4 separate regions of the Homo sapiens genome follow, and regions 1, 3 and 4 are each linked to region 2. A link is a contact called in ENCODE Hi-C or POLR2A ChIA-PET data. All regions are on one chromosome and are shown on one strand. Each heading gives the region's core, a stretch centred on a gene start or an enhancer-like site at or near the end of the contact. The rest is flanking DNA. Distances are from core to core; before and after follow the strand shown.

What was found. A loop is a pair of places that touch in the nucleus more often than their neighbours do. ChIA-PET counts read pairs that join two places held with the same protein, here RNA polymerase II (POLR2A). Pooled maps may share reads with other maps.
Region 1: a map of B cell shows a loop between it and region 2 (13-fold over the local background). The contact joins the promoter of ZNF414 here to the promoter of ELAVL1 in region 2. A Hi-C loop is called at or near these places in 3 of 168 maps with a recorded cell type or tissue (B cell, OCI-LY7 and vagina), 1 of 37 single-sample maps with no recorded cell type and 10 of 50 pooled maps. POLR2A ChIA-PET finds 5 or more read pairs at or near these places in 5 of 52 experiments (H1, HEK293, OCI-LY7 and 2 more).
Region 3: a map of naive thymus-derived CD4-positive, alpha-beta T cell shows a loop between it and region 2 (9-fold over the local background). The contact joins the promoter of XAB2 here to the promoter of ELAVL1 in region 2. A Hi-C loop is called at or near these places in 1 of 168 maps with a recorded cell type or tissue (naive thymus-derived CD4-positive, alpha-beta T cell), 1 of 37 single-sample maps with no recorded cell type and 9 of 50 pooled maps. POLR2A ChIA-PET finds 5 or more read pairs at or near these places in 1 of 52 experiments (H1).
Region 4: a loop to region 2 is called in a pooled map, with 4 times the contacts of the local background. The contact joins the promoter of MCOLN1 here to the promoter of ELAVL1 in region 2. A Hi-C loop is called at or near these places in 6 of 50 pooled maps. POLR2A ChIA-PET finds 5 or more read pairs at or near these places in 3 of 52 experiments (B cell, H1 and RWPE1).

Annotation. Positions count from the first base shown.
Region 1 is chr19:8,512,560-8,515,568 of GRCh38, forward strand. It overlaps ZNF414 (zinc finger protein 414), which reads right to left and starts at 1,608. Exons shown (of 8, transcript NM_001146175.2): 1 at 1,485-1,608; 2 at 470-782; 3 at 45-152. The coding sequence starts at 1,487. RefSeq lists a silencer at 1,309-1,618.
Region 2 is chr19:8,004,229-8,007,060 of GRCh38, forward strand. ELAVL1 (ELAV like RNA binding protein 1) reads right to left here and starts at 1,413. Exons shown (of 6, transcript NM_001419.3): 1 at 1,267-1,413. It overlaps LOC105372266 (a long non-coding RNA gene), which reads left to right and starts at 1,585. Exons shown (of 4, transcript XR_936302.2): 1 at 1,585-1,730. RefSeq lists silencers at 789-838, 869-1,068, 1,299-1,788.
Region 3 is chr19:7,627,915-7,630,794 of GRCh38, forward strand. It overlaps XAB2 (XPA binding protein 2), which reads right to left and starts at 1,631. Exons shown (of 19, transcript NM_020196.3): 1 at 1,563-1,631; 2 at 236-384. The coding sequence starts at 1,613. PET100 (PET100 cytochrome c oxidase chaperone) reads left to right here and starts at 1,879. Exons shown (of 4, transcript NM_001171155.2): 1 at 1,879-1,946; 2 at 2,659-2,745. The coding sequence starts at 1,920. It also overlaps a transcript of STXBP2 not described here. RefSeq lists enhancers at 1,543-1,662, 1,923-1,972.
Region 4 is chr19:7,520,993-7,523,997 of GRCh38, forward strand. MCOLN1 (mucolipin TRP cation channel 1) reads left to right here and starts at 1,632. Exons shown (of 14, transcript NM_020533.3): 1 at 1,632-1,789. The coding sequence starts at 1,759. It overlaps LOC105372261 (a long non-coding RNA gene), which reads right to left. Exons shown (of 3, transcript XR_936294.3): 2 at 1,850-2,170. It overlaps ZNF358 (zinc finger protein 358), which reads left to right. Exons shown (of 2, transcript NM_018083.5): 2 at 1-33. RefSeq lists a silencer at 1,666-1,795.

The sequences.
Region 1 (3,009 bases), core at 358-2,857, 510 kb after region 2:
TTTCCCACCCTAACCTGCCTCCCCATTACCAGTCCTGGCCCTACCTTCCAGGGACTGTGTGGGCGGGCAGTGGGTTCGCAGATGCTGTGCCAGGTCACGGACGCTGGGAAAACTGAGGCAGCAGCCAGGGCTGGAGCAAGGGATTTGCTTCCCTGCAGGACGCACAGAACAGTGGTCACTGGTCCCTTCCTCACTAGTGCTGTCCCTGACCCCAGGGTTCTGCCCCAGAGAAGCAAATATGATGTGCTGGGGCCTTTACTCTCTGCCTACCACAACAGACTGGTCTGCCACAGTGCAGGGGCTGGACTGGCCAGGCTCACCATTGGAGCCACAGCCTGGCATCCACCGGCTGCTCCGTAAAATGATGAGTGGCATCCCTCTAGAAAGGCCCTGAGGTTAGAGATTCTCTACGTCTCGCTTCTATTGTTTCAGGGACTGTGATTCCCCAGAAGACCCCATCACAGATCACCTGGAGGTGGGCGTCGTCTGGGAGGCCGCAGGTCCTCGCTGGTCCCGGAGACTATGCTGGTCAGGCCAGGGCTGGGTCCGGGGCCAGGCTGGCAGCTGTCTGGGGCTGGGGAGGAGCCCTGCTGCATCCCTCCAGCCCCTCCACGTTCCCACACTGGCGGTGTGGCTGCCTGCTCAGGGCCTGGCTCCTCCGACATGGAGGAGGAAGGGGCTGCAGCTGGCACAGCCGGGGACAACACCTCCTTGTCGGTCTCACTGGAGCTGGGCTCTGCAGTGGCCAGCATGTCTGGGATGGGCCCTGAGGGTTTCTCCTCCTGGTGGAAGGAAGAGGCGGAGAGAACCCTTCTGGGCTCTGGGTCAACCCAGTCGGCCCCCATCCTAAGGAATCACCAGCAGGAGAGGATAGGGGAATACGTAAGGGTGGACTAAGCTCTTTTTTTCTTTTTATAAAGATGGGGTCTCGCCATGTTGCCCTCACTGGTCTTGAACCCCTGGTCTCAAGTGATCCTCCTGCCTCAGCCTCCCAAAGTGCTGGGATTAGAGTCGTCAGCCACTGCACTGGCCCGGATTGAGCTCCTTATGCATACGGGAGAAACATCTGCTCTCCTCAACTAGGATAGGTGGGAGCCCCAGTATGCACACAAGCGTGGCCTAGAGGGAGTGGGCGGGGCCAAGGCTACGGAGGCGGGGCTATGGGCAGGCATGGACTGGGAAGATGCTAGAGGAGCTAGACATGGATTGTCTGAGGACCGAGACCGGCCGGCCTCGAGCAGTGTGGACAATCTTGGAGGTGCTGGGGGCCCGGATGTAAGAAGTTTAGGGGCGGAGTCCTAGCCTGACGGGCGTGGTCCATTCCGGGCCGGGCCCGGAAGTAGGGCGCTCTCCGAGTGACAGCCAGCGGCGGACGGGTGCCCGGATGTGGGGGCGGGGTCGGCCGGAGGCTGTAGGCGCGACAGGGCCGCTCCCCGCCAGTCCCCGCAGCTCCGCCGCGCCCGCGACCCCGGTGCCGCGCTCACCATCTTCGACACGGCTCGGCCTCTTGTTTCTGCGGCTCCGGCGGCTGCAGCTTAGGCGGCGGCCACCCTCTGGGCAGTGCGAGTTCGCGCTCACGTCAGCGCCATTTTCCACCTCTCAGCTCTCGCGAGACTGGGGGCGGGGCCTGCGCAGGGCGCTCGGAGAGGGGGCGGGGCCTGAGGGCAGAGTCACCCTGGAGCTCAGGTCGGACGCTGGTGCAATCTTGCTATCTATCCCCGGGCAGTCAGCGCGCACTTCAGCAGACTCCGTGCACGGAGATCCGGGATGACCTCGCTGTCCTAGTCTTCAAAGTGGGCACCTTCATCCCTCTAGTCTTGTCCCAAGATCAGCCCTGGACAGGCGATAAACAGCAGTTCTTTCTTTATATTTTTTATTTTTTTTTGAGACAGAGTTTCGCTCTTGTTGCTCAGGCTGGAGTTTAATGGCGCGATCTCGGCTCACTGCAACCTCCGCCTCCTGGGTTCAAGCGATTCTTCTGCCTCAGCCTCCCAAGTGGCTGGGATTACGGGCGCCCACCACCACGTCTGGCTAATTTTTTGTATTTTTAGTAGAGACTGGGTTTTACCATGTTGTCCAGGCTGGTCGTCACCTCCTGACCTCAGGTGATCCACCCGCCTCGGCCTCCCAAAGTACTGGGATTACAGGCGTGAGCCACCGCGCCCGGCCAGTTCTTTATTTTTTATAGTGTTGAGACAGGGTCTTGCTCTGTCGCCCAGGCTGGAGTGCAGTGATGCGATCATAGCTCGCTACAGCCTTGACCTCCTGGGTTCAGGCGATCCTCCCATCTCAGCCTCCCGAGTAGCTGGGATTACTGGCGTGTGCCACCATGCCCAGCTAATTTTTAAATTCTTTTTAGAGACAGGGTCTCTCTGTGTGTTGCCCAGGCCGGTCTCAAACTCCTGGGCTCAAGCGATCCTCCCGCCTTGGCCTCCCAAATGTTAGGATTGCAGGCGTGAGCCACCTCGCCTCCCCTTGCACTCACATTTTAAAATGGGGAAACAGCATCGCTCGAGCCAGGGACGTCGAGGCTGCAGTGAGCGTGATGGCACCACTGCACTCCTGCCTGGTCGAAAAAGCGAGACCCCCATCTCTAAAAGTTAAATAAAAATGGGGAAATAGTAAATCAACAAGTGCAAAAACAATCTTTTGTCCTATTCAGAGCAATGAAGGAAACAATGAAATGTCGAAGTGATGGGTCAGGGAAGCCACTCTGAGGAGGTGACTTCGGAGCTGTCTCCAGATGATCAAGGAGTGAGCTGGTGGAAAGCCCGAGGAGCAGGGGGCTCTACCGGATAGCTGGTGGTGATGTCCTGGAGTGGGGCAGGACGGGCTTATTTTGGTCAAAGAGCAGCGAGGTGGCCAGGGCACCACTGGAGCAGAGTGGAGGCGGGGTGTGGAGGTCAGAAAGCGAATATGGTGCGCGGCAGGTCACGCAGGGCCATGGGAGTGGTGCAGAGAGAGGAGTGTGGTTTATGTTGTAACCACTGATGAATTTTTAGCAGGGGG
Region 2 (2,832 bases), core at 163-2,662:
AACGCAACGGGATTTCCACCCTCTTCAATTTGCACCACACTTTTGTCCTTCCCATTTTATAGATAAGAAAACTAAGGCTCAACAGAGTCAAGCTTGTTCGAGGTCTTGGGAGCATCTCCCAGGGCATTAGAACTTTTGGAGGAAGAGCATTTAGTTCAGTAATGGTTCTCACCTGTGCGTGTGAGAGTGGAAGAGACCCCTCCCCCGCAACCCGAGCCATCTGGCAATGTTTGGAGATACTTTTGATCCTCACGACTTGGAGCATGGGGATACTGCTGGCATCTAGTGGGTAGAGGCCAGGAATACGGCTCAACTTCCTACATTGCACAGGGAAGCCCCCACTACCACCACAACCAAAAACTATCTGACCCCAAACATCAGTAGGGCCAACGTCGAGAAACCCTGCTCTAGACAGATCATTCTCCTCATCTTCCCATTTCTGGCCATCCGGATCTTAGATGAACACTTTCTAGCAAGGGGGCTCAGTCCCACCACGGGAAGCCCATGCAGAAGTTGTGCAGAAGTTCTTCTCCACCTGCCCTGCACACAGTAGGGACCAAAACCCATTTTAACAAGCCCCGCAGCCCAGAGCACCGGAAAAGGAAGGAAGGGCATCCATCCCCCATTGTTCAACTGTGTGCAGCTTGTGTTTCCAACAGGCACACACACATATTTTACAAATCCTAACGTCCCACGCCCCACAAACAGCTTTGTTAGAGATGGCGCTCAAAAAAAGATGCAGTTTAGATTTTTTTTTTCCCCCAGGACTCCCGTGTATCTACTGAAGGGTTTGCACACTTCTCAAAGGACCTCGCACCGGCCGCGGTGCTCTGACAACGACCACAAAAGAATCTGTGGGATTTCCCGGGGGAGCAAGCCCGTGGGCCGTGACCTCTGCGCGCTCAAAGCGTTCCCGGCGCTCCCCCGTAGCTGGCCCCACTCTCCCGCCCCCGGAGCCCGGGCTTCCAAGGCGACCGGGGCCCCCGGCCGTGCAGCCCGGCCCCCCGGCGCATGCCCACGCCGTATCCCCCTCGCCCGTCCCTCGAGGCGCCAGAGGAATCCGGCCCCGGGGCCTGTAGCCGGCGCCCACACCGGCCCGCCCCGACCCGCCCGCCGCGGCCCCAGCGCGCGTCCCCTCCCCCGGTCCGGCGCGGCCTGGGCCTCGGCCGGTGCAGGCCCGCGGGCGCCCCGCGGCCAGGCCAGGCGAGCTCAGGCCTGCCGCGGCCTACCCCGTCGGGCGCCGCCGAAGGCCCCCCACCGCCTCACCTGGATGCGGGCGGGCGGGCCCGGGGCTGCTCCGGGGCGGGCGGGAGGCGGCGGCGGCGCGGCGCTAACGGCTCCGCTCGGCCTCGGTAGCGGTGGCGGCGGTGGCGGCGACGGCGACGGCGGCAGCGGCTCCTCCTCAGCGCGCACGACCCGCTCCGGCCCGCGGCCCGGACACGCCCCCCCCGCGCGCGAGCCCATTGGCCGACGTCCGCCACGGCGCGCTGCTCATTGGCCGGCGTAGCTGTCGCGGCGCTCCGGGGCGCGCGGGAGAGGCGGGACTTCCGGTCGGCGCCGCCTGCGAAGTGCTCCGCGGCCGGCGGAGACGCGGGCAGCCAGCGATGGCCGCGGAGGGGGCGAACTGGGTTCCGGCCCTCGGAGGCTGACGGAAGGCGGTGGCTGAGGAGCGGCGCCTCTGGTTGAGCGCTCGCCGTGTGTCCCGCACCTGTCTGTCCTGCCGCCGCCCGGTAAGGTAGGAAAGGTCAGCGCGCCGGGGTTACGGGTACAGAACCTGGGTTCGAATCCCGGCCCCGACGTTTCCGCACTACGTGCCGTTGGGCAGGAGCTGACGTCACCTTGCCGGGCCTCAGTTTCCTTCTCTGGTGCGCTGAGGAGGCGGGGCATGGAACGTGGTCAGCGCTTCATCGGTGCTGGCTCTTTGAGCAAGCCAGTTCCCGAAGGCTCAGCATCTCATTCATTCATTAAAATGTCATTGAGCGCCTACTGTGTGTCAATCACTGTATGGGCAGTGAGCAGAAAAAAAATACCTGGTCTTATTGGGCTAACATTCTAAACCAGCGCTGGCCTAGAATGCCCTAGTAGAAATACATGCAAGCTACATGTTTAATTTTTTTTTATGTAAAGATGGGCTCTGGTTCTGTTGCCCAGGCTGGTCTCGAACTCCTGGACTCAAGCGATTCTCCTGCCTCCGCCTCCCAAAGAGCTGGGATTACAGGCATGCCTGCACTCTGCCTAATTTTTTCTTTTTTTTTTTTATGATCTGAAAATAATAGTCTTTTTATTTTTATTTATTTATTTATTTATTTGAGACGGAGACTCGCTCTGTCGCCAGGCTGGAGTGCAGTGGCGTGATCTCCGCTCACTGCAACCTCCGCTTCCCAGGTTCAAGCGATTCTCCTGCCTCAGCCTCCTAAGTAGTTGGGCCTACAGGCGCTGCGCCACCACAACCAGCTAATTTTTGTATTTTTAGTAGAGACGGGGTTTCACCGTGTTGGCCATGATGATCTGTATCTCTTGACCTCGTGATCTGCCCGCCTCAGCCTCCCAAAGTGCTGGGATTACAGGCTTGAGCCACTGCGCCTGGCCTACAATTTTGTTTTTCTTTTTTTTTTTTTTTTTTTGAGACAGGATCTCACTCTGTCACCCAATTTGGAGTGCGGTGGTATGATCACAGCTAACTGCAGCCTCAACTTCCCCAGCTCAGGCAATCAATCCTCCGGCTTCAGATTCCTGAGTAGCTTAGACTACAGGATGTGCCACTATGCCTGGCTAATGTTTTATTTTTTTGTAGCGATGAGGTCTTGCTGTATTGCCTAGGCTGGTCTCAAA
Region 3 (2,880 bases), core at 381-2,880, 380 kb before region 2:
CCCTGCCCCAGTTGGCAAATGTGGGAAGAAGGGGTGTGGGAGGGGTGACATGTCTCAGCAATGACAGGGACAGACTGGGACATCAGAGAAGGTGTGCTGACCCATCAAGGGATGTACAGGTCAGTGATGAAACACGAAGCAATCACCCGGGACCCGGGACCCACTTGGCAGTTTTGTTATAACTGGACCAGGTGGGGTGGGGGCTGGTGGGCAGGGCAGCTGGAGCCATTCCCACCTGCAGGGCAGCAGCTTGAGTGCCCGCTCGTATAGCTGATTGAGCCTGGGCTTCGGGGCGCCCTGTTTGAACTCGATGTAGCGAAGCCAGCATTTGACAGAGAATTGGTTCCGCATGATTTCCTCCTCATAGGGGAGGTCCTCTTCCTCCTGCCAGGGCCAGGGAATGGGAAGAAGAGAGGCCTACCCTCAGAGCCTGTGTGCAGCACCATCCCACTGCTGGGGCTCAGGTCCAAACTCCGGACTTTTACCTAGATCCCACCACCCACCAAGGAAGTCAGGTCACCAGATGCCCAGGCACCAAACCAGATGCCCGACACCAAGACAGTGGCCCAGACCTTTACCCCTCAGAATTCAACTACCCAAAATCGAACCCAAATCATCAGACTTCTCAGTCATTAGGGCTCTGGGCCAGGAATGAGTCCGCATCACCACTCGCTTTCTGCCCCAGATGGTCAGACTCCTTAGATACCAAGGCCCTGGCCCAGATGCCAGTCCTGGACACCAGACCCCACTTCTTCAAAACGTGCCTCTTCCCAGACACCAGGCCTTTGGCCCCTCAGACTCCCACTGTCACCATCTGACCCATCTCCACCCCAGGCCCAGATGACCAGATCTTTACCCCAGCCACCAGGGCTCTCAGGTCCAGATTCCAAGCCACTAGCCCCGCCCCCAGGATCCCACTAGCCAGCGTCTAGCTCAACTCTGCCCCAGAAATTAAAAGCTAGGCCTTTATCTCACAGGAGGAGTTATACACCAGAAGCCAAGCCTTTAACTCTGCACACCAAGAATCTGGTGAAGATGTCACGCCTCTACTCCAGAGAGTAAGTATTTCACTGGCCATCGCCTGACAAGCTCCACATCACCAGGGTTCTTCTAGCCTGGCCACCACCCCAGAAACTGTCATGCTGCAGTCCAGGCCTAGAGACCGCTATCCAGAAAACCAAGCCTTCATCCCAGAAACCAGAACCCTGGCCTCGTAAGCAAGCCTTTACTTCAGACACCGATCTTCACCTCTCAAGGTTCAGTTATGCGATCTTCCTCCTCTCCCATTCCCTGCACGCCCCCATTTCCGCCCCTGGTTCGGGAGGCTAGACGCTTCCCTTCGACAGTGGTTTTCTACTCAGACCCGAAGATACAACACCATATTTTTACTCCTGGACAGTTCGGTGCGGACATGACGATCCGGTCTCTGGCCCATTAGGGTTCCCAGACCTTGGCCTGGCAGTTTCGGCCTAAATCTCCTTGCCGACCCAGCCTCGATCCCCTGCGGCGTCCAGGTCCCAATGCCCCAACGCAGGCCACCCCCGGCTCCTCTGTGGACTCACGAAGACAAGGTCCGGCCGCTCGGGCCGCGAGAGTCGCGCCATCACCACCATTTTTCTGGATGCCCAGGTACAGGAGAGAGTCGCGCGCTTATGACGTCTACCACTGACGGCCCGCCCCTCCGAGCCAGACCCGTTTTCTATTGGTTAAATCATTTTTGACGGACAGGCCCACGTTATTGACTTCTTTTCGACGACGCCAGCGACCGGAAGCAGAATAGAGGCGCCAGAAGATGCGCCATCAGGATACACATTGGCCAATCAGCTTCAGCAATGGAGCGTGCAAAACACCAGTGAGCTTCTGTCTTGCTGGAGGGTCGGCTTTGGGCGGAACTGGCTTTGTTGACCGGGAGAAACGAGATGGGGGTGAAGCTGGAGATATTTCGGGTCAGTGGACACAGGAGTGGGTTGGGAGGCTGGGCAGGGGATCTTCCTGGATCTGAAGATGAGGTTGGAAATGGGGGGACTTCAAAGGAAGAGGGAGCTCCAAGGAGAAAGCTCTTAAGATTTGAGAGGAACCTTTCTGGTTGGAAATCCAGGAGAGGGGACGCTGGGCTGGGGGGGTTCTCGGATTTGGGCTTCTGGGTTTGGGGGCTGTGAGAGGGCTGGTCCGAGGAAGGACCTCAGAGAGGGGTGAGCTGAGAAGGGGGCTCTAAAGAAGGAAGACTTAAGATCCTGGGGGAGCTCTCGGGCTCGTGGTGGGTGGGTGTCTATGACAGGGAGATTCCTAGACTTCGAGAAGTGGAGTTGAAGAGTGACGCCTCCTGGGTTTGGGGGTGCTCCCGGGATCTTAAGTGGGGATGGGTAATGAGGTCTCGAGGAGATGCTTTTGATTGTAGCTGGGGCGTCTGTGTGTCTGTCTGTGTTTGAGAGGAAGACTCCAGCTCAGAGGGAACTTTCAGGAATGAGGCCTCCTGGATTATAGGAGTTAGGTTTTAGGGTGCGAGGTTTCTGTACCCTTGGTGGGAGTTCTGGGATTCTTGGGTCGGCCGTAACGAGGCGCTTCTGGACTCTGCAGTAGGATGGGTCCCCCAGGCTCTGAGGAGCCTCTGCACATTGCTTGGGGGGAGCTCACCTCACCCACCCTCTGCCATTCCAGATGATAATCTACCTCACTTTCCCTGTGGCTATGTTCTGGGTTTCCAATCAGGCCGAGTGGTTTGAGGACGATGTCATACAGCGCAAGGTGGGCATAAGAGGAGTGTTTGAGGGTTCATTCCAGGGGTGGGAGAGGGTGTGGGGCAGCAGTCTGCTGGGGACTAATGTCTGCCTCCCATAAGCCGACCCTGCCCTGATGTGGGGCTCTGGAGGCCTTTGGCTC
Region 4 (3,005 bases), core at 382-2,881, 480 kb before region 2:
GTGCAGTCAGTAAAATCCTCCCACTGCCTCCGGGCTCTGTGTCGTGGCTTGCCTTTTGTGCTTTCTTTCTGAGCACAGCCCCTTGCTCCGGAGATGGGACATTGTGGCCAGGGCCAGCCACAATCTGGAGCTCCAGTGTCCTGGCTTCCTTCTTGGGCCCACCAGCTAGACTTTCCAGCTTAACCCACAGTGTCTCATCCTGGTCCATCCCACTAGTCACCACTCTCTGTTCCTCTCACTTACCCCTTGCTCTTCAAAGCCCATACAGTAGGTATACAAGTGGACAAAAAAAGTTGCTCATTTATGCAATCAACAAACATCTCTGGATTGCTGGGGTCTCAGCAGGGAACAAGATAAATATGGCCTCGACCTGCATGGAGCTCATAGATACTAAATTCAGAATACTTAAAAAATAATTACGGGGTATAGTACATTCTAGGAGAAGCATAACAAGACTTCTGATATAAATGGCAGGCAGCTTTCTCAATGAAGGATTTTGTAATCCCAATAATCACTAATTTAATAATCAGTACTGTTTGCCCAGCCTTATGCGATAGTTTTTGCATTCTCTCATTTAATCCTCTCAACAGCCCCAGTAGGTAGATGACTTTGAATATCCCCATTTTGCAAATGAGAAAATTGAGGCACATTTTTTTTTTTTTTTTTAGACAGTCTTGCTCTGTTGCCCAGGCTGGAGTGCAGTGGTGTGATCATAGCTCACTGCAGCCTCGACCTCCTGGGCTCAAGCGATCCTCCCACCTTAGCCTCCCGAGTAGCTGGGATTGCCGGTGCATGCCACCGCCCACTGCGCTCAGCTTGGAGTTGAAGGGACTCTGGAAGATGTAGAAGTGGCATTGTCAGTGCCTAGATTTAAATCCCAATTGCCCTCCAGGGTCCAAATTCTTAACCATTACGCTCCAGGGCAAAAGTATGCAAAGGCTCTGGGGCTATAGAAAGATGAGCTTTGGATGGAGGTAGGAGCCAGATCAGAGGGCCCTGATAGACGAGAGTGGGGACTCTGCCTGTCATTACAGAGCAATGGGAAGCCGAGGGCAGGTTCTCGCAGGAAGGATAGGAATTATTCTTTGAAGATGCTTGTGGCTGCTGGGTAGAGAGTGGAGTGGAGGGAGGCTGAGATCGGGGAGGAGGTTGCTGCAAAGATCCAGGCCAGGAATGTTGGAAGACTCTGGGCTGGGGGCCATGGGGTGGGGATAAGTGGTTCTATTTGATACATAATTAGGAAATCGTGTTTGCTGAAGATGCGCAGGAGAAGGGTAAAAGGAGTTTCTGGGAGAAAGAGGAAGACAGCGTTGAGATAGTAGGCAGGGTCATCACCAGGCACCAAGGAGGATAAGGGGTCAAGCTCTGGACATGGAAGTCACAAGCCTGGCACCGGATTCGGGGCATGGCCGGGAGCCAGGGCAGAGCTCGTCGTTGCCAAACTCAGAGTCAGCCCATCCCCCGCCACCCAGAGCGCGTCGGCGCTAGGACCTAGCGACTGCCTTCGACCCAGAGGGCGCCGGCAGAGGCACGCATGCGCGCTGTTCCGGCAGGGGTTGTCGTGGCGCAGGGGGCGGGACCAGAGGCGGTCACGTGAGGGGCTCTGGGCTACCGGGTCACGTGACCGAGGCACAGATCAGCTGATGCCGGAGGGTTTGAAGCCGCGCCGCGAGGGAGCGAGGTCGCAGTGACAGCGGCGGGCGATCGGACCCAGGCTGCCCCGCCGTACCCGCCTGCGTCCCGCGCTCCCGCCCCAGCATGACAGCCCCGGCGGGTCCGCGCGGCTCAGGTGAGGGCGCGGGCGGCACCGTGGGGCCCCGAACTCAGGCGGGCGGGCTGTGTCTCCCACCTGGGGCGGCGGAGCTCCTAGTCTCTTTTTTTCTAAGCTCCAGCGCTGACTTTTCACGGTGGAGAAAAGGGCAGACGGCTCCTAGAACTTGGGCGGCGGGTGGGCACCAGCCTCTCCAATTCTTCCTCCTGAACCCAGGCTCTGCTGGGTTCCCAAACTCAGGCAGGGATCGCGCCGGGCCGCCAGCTTCTCCCTCTGGGGCGGCGAGGTTCCTGGGATTCCCACTGGGAGCCTAGGTTCCGATTGCTCAACTTCGTCTGGAACTCAGACAGCGGGCACCAGCTTCTCCAACCCGCACGTGAGACTCCCAGGCTTCCCCTCCTGATTCCAGGGGACAAATGCTCAGCTTCCCTAAGCTCAAGCCTGGAGAGCTGGAGGGATTGCCCCCAGGCGATTAACTCAGTTTTAGCTTTCCAAACCGCTGGAAGCGCAGCCTTCTTAAATTCGGGCTTCTAGCCAATTCTGATGCCACCCCTCCTCGGGGAGGCTGGAGGAAGACCCCTTGTGTTAGCTTCCCCTTCTGGAGCTAGCTGGGGACCCCTACCTGATAGATGTCCCGGTGTCCCAGCTAGTAGGGTCTGGGGTGGGTTAGCTGTAATCTCAGCTCTGTAAGCGGGCCCTGCCCTCTGGCTTTGTCGTAAACAGCCACAGCAGCATCTCATTGCAAAGGGAGGGGCCGGGAACTTGTCCCTCTCTGCAAGGGAGGTTCTGACAGTGCACACATTTATCCTGACTGCTTTGCTAGGCAGGAGGCCAGGCCCTAGAAAGCAGCACGGGGCCAGGCCCTAGAAAGCACATCCCCATGGGGGTGTGACAGGGACAGTTTTGGGCTACTGTGACTGGTTTTGACTCCAGCAGTTGCTGAAAGCTTAGATCTAACCATTAGGCTGGAAAAAAATAAACAGTGATTAGAACAGCTTGTGTTTGCTGAAGAGGTCTTTATCTGCTGTGTCTCACTGAATTCTCAGAGCAGCTTCAGGATCTCAACCTCAAGGCTCAGGGAGAGGGTGGACTTTTTTTTTTTTTAATAAACTTTTTTTTGTTGCCCAGGCTGTAGTGCAGTGGCATAATCCTAGCTCATTGTAACATCGAACTCCTGGGCTCAAGTGATCCTCCCAACTCAGCCTCCCGGGTAGATGGGGTCCCAGCTACTAAC